Linked DNA regions of Mus musculus: region 2 is linked to region 1. The links are chromatin contacts, found by POLR2A ChIA-PET in ENCODE. All regions are on one chromosome and are shown on one strand. Each heading gives the region's core, a stretch centred on a gene start or an enhancer-like site at or near the end of the contact. The rest is flanking DNA. Distances are from core to core; before and after follow the strand shown.

Region 1 (5,558 bases), core at 2,181-4,680:
GAGACACATAGTTCATGTGCTTTTAGAACCTAAATGCCAAAATGTATGGTTCGTTTACCTTTTGTGTCTTAGAAGTTTGGACATACTGGTGAAGGTCCAGCCACAACTGTCTGAGTCACAAATAAATGGTCTTTCACCTTGTAAAAGAAAAACATGACACAGCATAGCCATGAGCACGACAGCCACCACAAAGCATGTGTCTACATGAGGTGCACACTGCAGCTCATACCTGTGTGACTTCGCAAGTGAATTTTCAGTCGGCAGGCTTTGTCATATTGTTTATTGCACCCAGGAAAGGAGCAGGAAAAGAGCTCTTGCTCCCTGAAGTGGGCTCGATTATGGGAAAACAGGGCACTCACTGTGATGAACGTCTTCTCACAGCCTGAATGAAGAAAGCACAAGCTCAGCTCTCAGGACAAAAATCACACAGTGCAGCTCACACAATTGATAGTGGCAGTTCACAATGAACAGACAAGGAAAGCCATGCCTCAGAAACCAGGTCTGCAAAGCTAGGTCCAGCAATGCTTAGCTTTCTAGAAGGCACAGAAGGTCCTGTCGCACATGTGATATGCAACACTCAGGTCACCTGTTGCAGTGTGATGTAAGAGTAAGAGGTTGTCTTCCAAACATAGCATTTGCTGGCCACTTTTGTAGACAACTCTGCAAAAACTAGGTTTGTCTTTTACAAACTCAGTTGGCAACGCTGTCTGAAACCAAAGAAATGAGCAGGACAAACTAAACACTAACCATCAAGATTTAGTCGGACACAGCTTTGCAGGGCTGCAACCATCCTACTAGCTCAGATTTTCTGTCCCACTAGAGTGGGAATCTGCATCCTCCACACTTTTCAATTCCCTCCAGCTTCTGCAACTGACACCCCGCATCTTACCATCTGGTTCCTCTTTATCTTTTACCCATTTATTCAGGTTGCCAGCTTCACCTCTGTTCTCACAGCCCCATCTCTAAAATACAATCACTATACAGCCCTACATACAAGTAACAGCCCAGGGAATTTCTGCTCCATCCAAAAATCCTCTTCCTTAGCCTCAAGCTGTCTGCTTTGCTATTTAGGGTATATGTGATTAGGTTAATCCAAACATTAGCATTCTCTGCCTTAGCAACAGTCCTCACCACCCCCTATCAATAGGCAAGCTCTTTCACCCTGACTCTGTGATCTTTTCCTGAAGCCCCACACCATTCCCACTGCCACTTCCTAGCTCATGTTGTCAAAACAACCTCTCCTTGACTGGACACGAAAAGGTGGTGTTCCCCTGCTCCTTCTCCCAGCTTCTATGGAAGCCTAAGTGATCTGCCAGCACAAGACCCTCAGGGGCACCTCATGCTTTTAAGTGAGTGGACCCCTGTCCTTCCCAGTATGATAGAGAATGGTGCTACCTTTGCTAGGGTGAGAGCAGCCATCATCATTCTCGGATTAGGAAATGACTGCATGTTTTCAATCATCAGCCTGATGATTTCTACATCAGACTCTATCAGATATGATGTGCACGCTAGAATACAACAGTAGAATCTGTTGCTTGTACAAGTTAAGTCTGGTTCTTCCTCCCAGCCCCATACAACACACAAGATATCCTTTTCAGGTGCTATACCCTACATATAATAATAATCTTCATATGAGAATAATCTACAATGCACATTACTAGTGCAGAGTGTATATAAATGTTAATGTGCAAGCTAGATGCTGGCTAAAAGTAAAAAGAACAGACATGATTCCAGAAACTGATTAGTCTGTCAAAAATCAGTATAAAAGACACAAAAACAGCTGTGTCACACACCGGCTCCTGATGAAGGAGCATCACTCTATTCATAATATTGGAAAGGACAGGGGTCTGATCCAATGTTCGAGGCGTCCTTGGGAGCTCTGTGTCCTCTAATCAATGGGGCTTCCAGAGAGGCTGGAGAGGGACCAGAGAAGCACCAATGTGTGCTCATTCCCTCAGTATTTTAAGGTGGCATATTTCGATTTATGTATCTTGGACCTCTGACTCCTCTGGTATTGTTGAACGAGTAGACTGAGAAAAATAAAGTCCTGACTCAACTCTGAGAAGAGGTCACTTCCAATGTAAGCATCTTAACAAAGGTTTGTACCCTCCCCACGGATAGCTGCGATTGTGCATGCCACTTGGCTGTAGGAACCCAGAGCTTCATATCTAAGTACCTGAAAGGGACTTCAAAACAAACACGGGAGTGTTTTTGCCTTATTCTCATTTAGATCAGGGCGCGTAACGCCTCCACCCCGACCTCCGCAAACCCTGCCCAAACAAGCGACAGTTTGGCCCTTGGGTCCAGACCCCGCCGGGTCCCGCCCGCCCCGGCAGGTCCGCGTCTCCAGCTTACCGGGGAAATCACACTTGTAAGGCCGCTCGGGCTCGAAGTGGCTGCGCTGGTGGGAGTTGAGCTTGGCGTGTGTGGGGAAGCGCTCGGCGCACACCTCGCACTTGAACAAGCTCTCCTGCTCGTGGCCCTTCATGTGCGCCTTGAGGTTGTAGACGGTGGTGAACTTCTTGCCGCAGCCGCCCACCGGGCAGCTAAAGGGACGCAGCTTGTCATGCGACTGCAGGTGCCGTTTGAGCTTGTAGGAGGTGGTGAAGGCCCAGCCGCAGCCATCCAGCGGGCACTTGAAGGGCCGCCGGCCCTGGAGGCTGCCGTGCGTCAGCAGGTGCACCTTCAACTGGTGCTTCTTGGCGAAGCTCAGCGCGCACTGCGGCTCCGGACAGCGGTAGGCCGGGGAGCCAGCGCTAGCGGCCACCGGCCCGCGGCGGGACGCAGCAGCGCTCGAGGGCTCCAGGCCCGGGGTGGTCGCGGGATGCAGGCTCGGGGCGGCTGGCGCGGGCGCCGCAGCCAGCGTGAAGACGCCGCGGTCGAAGCGCACCAGGAGGTCCTGGTTGTGGATGGTGACCGTGCCTGCCAGAGCTGCGCCGGGGGCGGCGGCCGGGACCTGTTCCGTGGGGCTCGCGCCCGAATCGGGCTCGGCCTCCTCCTGACCATGGGTGTCGGCCGCGCGCGGCACTTCCAGCAGTACCACGAAGGAGTCGCCGCCGTCCTCCGGGGGCGGCGGGCTGGGCCCCGGGGCCTCCTCTGGACGCGGCCCGGGCCCGCCATCTTCCGGGCCCCTCAGCAGCAGCAGGCGACGGCGCCCGGGACCGGCACCGAGGGACGGCCCCGCGCCGCGGCGAAGTCGGCTCGGGCCACCGCCATGTTGGTCTCCGCGCGTGGCCGGGGCGGCCAGCACCGCCGGGAGGTCCATCTTAGGCCCAGCTGAGGCGTCCGAACCGCAGCCACCGGAGAAGAGCTGCCCAGCCCTGCCAGGCATGCGCGCGACACCTAGGGTCCGCCCCCCGGGAGCCTCTGTCAAAGCTGAGCTTAGACTACAGCCCAGAGTCGCATCTCGAGCTGCGCGTGCGCAGGAGCCGTGGGCGTGGGCGTGGCGCGCGAGGGCTGTCGGGACTGTAGTCACGAGGAAGCCCAGGGGCTGGAGCAGGGGCGGAGCCTCCAACTTGTCTTGTGCTTGGAGTCCCAACTTGGAAAAAGAGGGTCTTCAGATTTGGGCTCCTACTTTTGCATCTGGGTAGCGCAAAGGAATGAAAACTGATTGCGTTTCTTAAGAGTTCCTGTGCCCTCTGTACTTTGAAAATACGAGCTAATTCAACCTGTGATTGCCAAGTGTAAGGAAACAAGTCAAGTTTACCTGTGGCCACATGATCCAGAACTGACACTCAGGCTTTGAACCTCTCCACTTTGCTTGTCATCTCTCTATGACCTCGCCGAAGAGCGCGTCTATCTGCTGCTACTGTGCCACCGACCTGATTTGCCCTGTAGCAGGTCCTGATGGGATCCCTACCTAAACCACTAAAGACATTCCGTGTTTCCTTGATATATGTCTGCCTTCTAAGTTGCTGGTTGTTCCCTGAATTCCACAATCCCCCTTGTCTCATACGGATTCATCTGGAATCACACCACTCCTGTCATCACCACTCAAATTCAAACTTATTTCACTCCTAGGTTCTCAAATAGCTAAGGAACCTGTCTTCCGCTCCACCTTTACCCAACTGTCTCCCCGCCCCCACCCATTCCAGTCCTTTCTGCCTCCAGCCTGTTTTCTGTAGGTCAGGCTTTAGTCTTCTGAAAGTTCAAATACTATTAAAACTTTGCCAACCTGCCATTTGCACCTACACTGGTTTACCCCCATTTCCCACCAATTTGCCCCTTAAAATGCAAGGGTATCTCCCTCCCCCTGTGTCTCCCTGAAGAGGGATGGAAATATGTCTACACAAAAACTACTTGCATGCTTATAGTAATCTTTGTTACAACAACTCGCCAGGGGAAACAATGCAAGTGTTCATTGTCAGATGAATATATATTCATACAGTGGAATATTTTTGAGCAATTACAGAGTTTTGCAAGTTATGTCATGACCAAACCTATGAAAAATATTTCAGCCACAAAAGAGAATGTGCTATAATGCCATTTATATGAAATGTCTAGAAGAGCTAAGTTATACAGACAGTAGATTAGTGGGAGATGGGGAATTAGGGCTAGCCTCTAATAGGGATGGGTTCTCCAAGGAGCAAAAGTTTTTGGCATTAAAAGTGTTGATTGAACAGCACATCTGATATACAAAAGCTACTGACAACAAATGACAGCAATGACACGTCTGTATGCTTCTATTAAAAATACATTTAAAAAATGAGCACAGAAATAGCACATCTGTTTGTGAAAAACCTTACCTGTCTGTATATGTGCTTATGCACTCTGTGATGGTTTGGATATGCTCGAGCCAGGAAGTGGCACTATTAGAAGGTATTGGAGTAGGTGTGTCACTGTGGGTGTGGGCTATAAGACCCTCCTCCTAGCTGCCTGGAAGTCAGTATTCTGCTAGCAGTCTTCAGATGAAGATGTAGAACTCTCTGCTCCACCTGTACCATGCCTGCCTGGATGCTGCCATGTTCCTGCCTTGTTGATAATAGACTGAAGCTCTGAACCCGTAAGCCAGCTCCAATCAAATGTTGTCCTTATAAGAGTTGCCTTGGTCATAGTGTCTGTTTACAGCAGTAAAGACCTAACTAAGACAGAAATTGGTACCAGGGCCTGGGGTGTTACTGTGATAGGTGTTGCCATGGTTTTGTTTGGAAGAATGTGGATTTGGGGACTTTGGATTTGGAAAGCCGTGTAATGCTTTAAATGGAGTTTAATGAGCTATCCTAGTAGGAATAGGGAAGATGTTGTTGCTGTGAGTGATTTCAACTGTGCAGACTTGGCCCAAGAGGTTTTAGGGGAGAAGACCTCAATATGTGGCCTAGAGACTGTTTTTGTAGTATTTTGGTGAAGAACGAGGCTGCTTTTTGCCCTTGTCTGAAGAGTCTGCCTAAGGCTAAGGTGAAGAGATTCAGATTAAGTGCATTGACAAAGTCTCAGAAATGCCCATTTTAGATTTTGTTCTCTGGTTAAGTCTCATGAAGAGCGGGTTGAATAAGCATAGCAAGCTTAGAAAGGGAAAATATAAAAAATATGATTTGAGTATTAAAGGGGCTCCAGGAAGT
Region 2 (5,558 bases), core at 927-3,426, 36 kb after region 1:
TTCATGCATTCAGTGAGCACATGCTGGTGTTGCTGGACCCCAGAGACCACCGCAGGAGAGCCCCCAGCCAACAAGCTCAGGATGGTATGTAGGCAGACCACCATGCAGACCCGCCATGTTAAAGGCCTCTCAGGATAGTGTGTTGATAGTGACAGGCATCCAGGCCCACCATTGTGAAGGGCTCAGCTGCGGTGGATGAGACAGGACTTGGGAGAAAAGGTCTCTGAGAGAAACTGCACACAGGGGAGAGTGCTTCTAACAGCAGAACTGCTCCCCTTGTGAGGCACAGTGTGAAGGTTCACCAGGCCTGTGCTGAGTGTTCACTGACTAAAGTATAATAGGGGACGCTCCTCATGTAAATGGAGAGCTGCCAAAGAAAAGCAAGGACTGAAGCCCGAGTCTGTCTGAACAGTGAAAGAATGAGTAGTGTGAAGGTGTGGAAAGTACGCACACCTGAACACACACACACACACACACACACACACACACACACACACACACTCACGCATGCACACAAGCACGCATGCGCGCCTGCGTGAACACATGCAACCCCACATGTATACCCACACATCCACACATGTGTGGGCATGTGCAAACACATAATGGAGACACAGACAAACACCCAGGAATACATGCAACCACATTTGTACACATATATATGTGTGTGTAAGCACATAGACACACAGGAACACACACAACCACATATGTATACATGTGTGCACATGTAAGCACACACACACACACACACACACACACACACACCCCAAATGGAAAGCAAGTCAACGAAAGAGAAGCTTTCACTAAATTTTGGGACTTCATCATAGTGGGAAGACTAAGTCACTTCCTAACTCTAACTCCTCAGATCTGCAAGTCACCTCTCCTTTAAGGATGTTTGTTGTACTCTTCAAACACAGGGTGACGTACAGGAATAAAACCAAAGGGGCCCGATTTCTCAGTTCCTGGCTGCCCTTCTGCTACCACAAAACACTGTGGAGGTTAATCACCATCATCCAGCCACAGGGGTGTCAGCAGAGGCCCTTGGAGCAACAGAGCCTTCCCAGCTCTTGTGGCTACTCAAGGCACTGGTGCCAAGGAGGAAGAACATTAACCACAGCAGAGACATGAGCTCAGCAGAAGAGACAGGTCAAATGATAAGACAAGGTGACCACCACCCCAGTCCTTCTACCGTAGGCTCCTCTCCAGCACCAGCCCTGTCTTGCCCGGTGCTACCCCATTTTCTAGGACCCTCAGTTCATTTCTTTGTTTGCTCTCATTCCTGGCTCCTGTCCACCAGTGTCCTACCCCAGCAGCTCTGAAACATGCTCCCTGACTGTGGGCAGCTCTGGAAAAGCCCAGGAGTGGTGTTCCCCAGAACAGCAGTCTGTGGGTGAGGGTGGTAGTAGGGCATTTTATTTAGCTTTTGTACTTCAGTGTCTTTCAGAAAAGCAGCCTCTCATGGCTCAGGGACTTACTTCAGTCTGGCAGCTTGGAAAGCTCTTTGGCCTAAATCCCTTGTGCAAAGGGAGCCACCAGGTGAGGGGCTACCTGAACTGTCATCCTTCCCTGCACTTCTGTGTCCTTAATGGACACAGCTGCAGTCAACGGGAGGTTTTGGGGTAGGGGCAAAGAAAAACTGTTGCAGAGGACACAAGGGTCACTCAGTGTTTGGAGCTGGACAAGGTTCATGCGAAGGTGCTGAGCTAGGGCCACTTCACACCCTGCCTCTTCCTGTTCCTCACCAGAGGTGGCTGCAGCACCACCACCACAGACTGTTTGGGTGACCTTGAGCCCCAGTGTCCTCATCTGGAAGTGGGAGCCCCAATTCCGAGTCTTAAGGTGTGGCTTCACCTGAAGAATGTCAGTCTGATAGATGCTGACACACCCCCTCACCCTTCGCTGGGAGCTGGTAGGGACAGGGACAGCTAATATGTGGAAAGAAAGAGGGGTATCCAGCCACCTTGGCCACCTAAAAGGTACCAAAGGGCCCCAGAGCCCCAGAGGACTGGGTAGCAGTTGTTACCTGCTCTTCTTCAGGGCTGAGGTTCGGAGTTCTAACCGGAGCATGTGGCACCCCAGCCCAGCGACCCCGGTTCTCAGGAAGGGGTCGTAGGGGCAGACCAGAGCACAGTTCCTGGAGGCTGGACATGTCTGCAGAAGCTGAGGTGGAGGCAAGTATGAAGTGACTGACTGGGTAGTCAGGGGCAAGCAGGGTGGGGACAGCCCCAGGGCCACCTCCTCCAGCCCCTCATTGGGTCCAGAGAGGGCATAAGGGGCAGGTCATTTGGATCACTGCCTGATAGGTTGGTTGCCTGAGTGTTACTTGCCAGAGGAGAAACTCCTTGGGGTCATACCCAAGTTAGATGGGTATGAGTTTGGGGTGCTGGTAGGCTTTGAGGGTGAGGTTTTTTCCAATCTTAGAGGGGGTCTAAAAAGTGGCAATGTTGGAATATTGATGGTGGGCAGTCATGTGACATTGAACCTGGCTCAAGCTCTACAGAAGCAAGTCCCTTGTATTCCATTTCCCTGACACTTGAGCAAGAAGGGGAAGGTAGGTGTGGTTACAGCTTTCCATGCCCCCAGCAACCTCTAATCATTAACAGCTCTGCATAAAAGCCTTTCTCCACATCCTGGCCTTGGACCAAAGGCCAATGCTAGGTGTCACTTCCCCCCGCCCCTAGCCAGGAAAGGTCCACCATTGAGTCCCAGTGATCCTGGTAAATGTCCACTCCTGGCCAACTTCATGCCCTTTGCTCTGTCCCTGTGTACACAGGTGGGTGGTGACCTACTCCTCCATCTGCAGAAAAAGGTCATGTCACCCGGCCTTTGGCAGAGTGGGAAGGTGAACCATTGGTCACTTAGAGCAGTACATGAGGTGGCTGGCACTTGTGCTGGCCCTCAGAACTCCAGTCCCATGTCACTGAAAAGGAAACTGAGGTCAGAGAGGCAAGGAGACTTCCTGAAGTCCTGGAGCTGGTTATGAGTGAAGTTCATATTGGAGACTTGGGACCCCACAGTTGGATGGAGACACCACTGAAATGGCATCTGTGCTTAAGAGTCCAGTGTACATGCGGGAGTGGTGTGAAGACATCAACAAGACGTTCTATAGCACAATTAGAAAAGCAGATCTGTCTCTGTCTGCAGTCCTGCGTCTGGGGACACCAGGGGGCATTCTGGGTGGCCTTGTGGTGAGAGTATTTTTGCATCCTTGGGAGCCGGTCTTGTGACTCCTGGATAGCCCCAGAAGTCACTTGTTTTCCAGGGAATCCCAGGGAGGGGAGAGGTGGAGGTGGGGTTAATCACCATTGACAGATGCCACCAGTCATGACAGTGTAAAGAGTCCCACAAAGTCCCTAAGGAAGGATTCACAAGGCTCCTATGAAGGGACCCCCAGGGTACCAAGAAGCCCACAGGGTCCACAACACTCACAAAGTCCAGAAGGGTCCACAACTCTCACAACTCATCCTGAATGCCTTCTATTCAGCTGACACCCAAATCCTTCATGGTACACAGGTGAATAAAGTAACATGCTACCCCGAGTTTGTGTGCTTCTGATTAGGTTTCCTTTTTCTTTAAATTTATTTTTTATTTTTAATTATTTTTTTATTTTTTATTTTTTGTTCCAGGGATATGCTAATCATCCATCTACCCTTGAGTTTCAGTCCTAGAATTTTTTTTCACATTGTGCATTTTTTAAAAAAATTTTGACAAAGTATAAAAGTGCATATCATTTCTTTTCACCTTAAATATGAGTTTGTGTACACAGAAATATTTAACTTAATACATCAATATGTAAGATATATTGAAAATATTAAGTAATGGTACTTAAATACATACACATTATATTTTACGTGTCACTTTAAAGTAAACTTACTTTTTATTACTTCTTTTATTATTTATTTATTTATTTATTTTTAATTTATTATATGTAAGTACACTGTAGCTGTCTTCAGACACACCAGAAGAGGGAGTCAGATCTCGTTGGGGATGGTTGTAAGCCACCATGTGGTTGCTGGGATTTGAACTCAGGACCTTCGGAAGAGTAGTCGGTTGCTCTTACCTGCTGAACCATCTCACCAGCCCCTACTTCTTTTATTTTTGAGATTATAATATGAATACAAGATTTTCCTACTTCCTTTCCTTATACTAAACTCTTCCATATTTATCTCTAGCTCTCTTTCCAATTTTTTTTTTACTTTATTGGATATTTTCTTTATTTACATTTCAAATGTTACCCCCTTTCCTGGTTTCCCCCTCCGAAAACCCCCTCTTCCTATCTACCCCTCCCCCTGCTCACCAACCCATCCACTCCTGCTTCCTGGCCCTGGCATTCCCCTACACTGGGCACAGAGCCTTCAGAGAACCAAGGGCCTCTTCTCCCATTGATGTCCAACTAGGCTATCCTCTGCTACATACGCGACTGGAGCCATGAGTACCTCCATGTGTACTCTTTGATTGGTGGTTTAGTCCCTGGGAGCTCTGGGGGGTACTGGTTAGTTCATATTGTTGTTCCTCCTATAGGTCTGCAAACCCCTTCAGCTCCTTGGGTACTTCCTCTAGCTCCTTCATTGGAGACCCTATGCTCAGTCCAATGGATGGCTGAGAGCATCCACTTCTGTATTTGTCAGGCACTGGCAGGGCCTCTCAGGAGACAGATATATCAGGCTACTGTCAGCAAGCTCTTGTTGGCATCCACATTAGTGTCTGGGTTTGGTGATTGTATATGGGATGGATCCCTAGGTGGGGCAGTCTCTGGATGGTCATTCCTTCAGTCTGCTCCACACGTTGTCTCTGTAACTCCTAGTCTTAGGCTGTTTTAAACAAATCAATACAACCTTAGGAGTGGACTGGGCTATAGGACTCCCCCCCCCCCCCTATTTATAACCAGTCAGTCAAGTATAGGCCACTCCCTTGCTTATAACTAACCCTAAAGTGGAGCAGCTATGGAGACTGAGACTTGTGTTTTAGGGTAGGGCATGTGCTCCAAGTTGGTGTTTGCTTGGGAACTGGATGTTGCAGGAGAAAAATCTCACATTCATTCCTATGTGTATGGTGTTATGCAGAACCTGAGACTGAGAAAAGTCTTTTTCATGCTGGGGTCCCTAGGTTCCTAGTGCCTCCTGCTGGACTCCTCAGTCATCTCCCCTCTCCCTCTGAACTGGAGGTCTCCTAGCTGTCATCTAACCTCCTGATCTTTCCTATAGGCTAAGGTGTCTAAGCACTGCCTTGTACCAGGTACTGTTGCAGGCTGGGTCCAGGCTGAATGAATAGGACTCCCTCGGCAGCTTCTGCCTCTGCCCTGCCCTCCCTTCTGGGAGCCTGAGTACTGCTGGCCCACTTCCAGGGGCTGCACATGCTTCTCTCTGCTCACTGGGGCTGGTGCCTAGAGCCCATCTGGCTTCCCAAGTCCTGCAGAAGGCTGCAGAGTTGGGTAAACCCCAATTCCCTTGGCCCTTGGGATAGGGGATGGGGCAGAAATCCCCCATGAGCAGCAACCCACTGTCTCTCAGTCCTAGCATGCCTTCCCTAGGTGGTATCGCATTGTGCCTGGCTGGACTCTG

Evidence for each region. ChIA-PET counts read pairs that join two places held with the same protein, here RNA polymerase II (POLR2A).
Region 2: POLR2A ChIA-PET joins it to region 1 with 11 read pairs in Patski. The contact joins the promoter of Uroc1 here to the promoter of Zxdc in region 1. POLR2A ChIA-PET finds 5 or more read pairs at or near these places in 3 of 5 experiments (Patski and embryonic stem cell).

Annotation. Positions count from the first base shown.
Region 1 is chr6:90,367,366-90,372,923 of GRCm38, reverse strand. It overlaps Zxdc (ZXD family zinc finger C), which reads right to left and starts at 3,430. Exons shown (of 10, transcript NM_173002.3): 1 at 2,356-3,430; 2 at 230-382; 3 at 59-137. The coding sequence starts at 3,265.
Region 2 is chr6:90,329,907-90,335,464 of GRCm38, reverse strand. Uroc1 (urocanase domain containing 1) reads right to left here and starts at 2,176. Exons shown (of 20, transcript NM_144940.2): 1 at 2,021-2,176. The coding sequence starts at 2,146.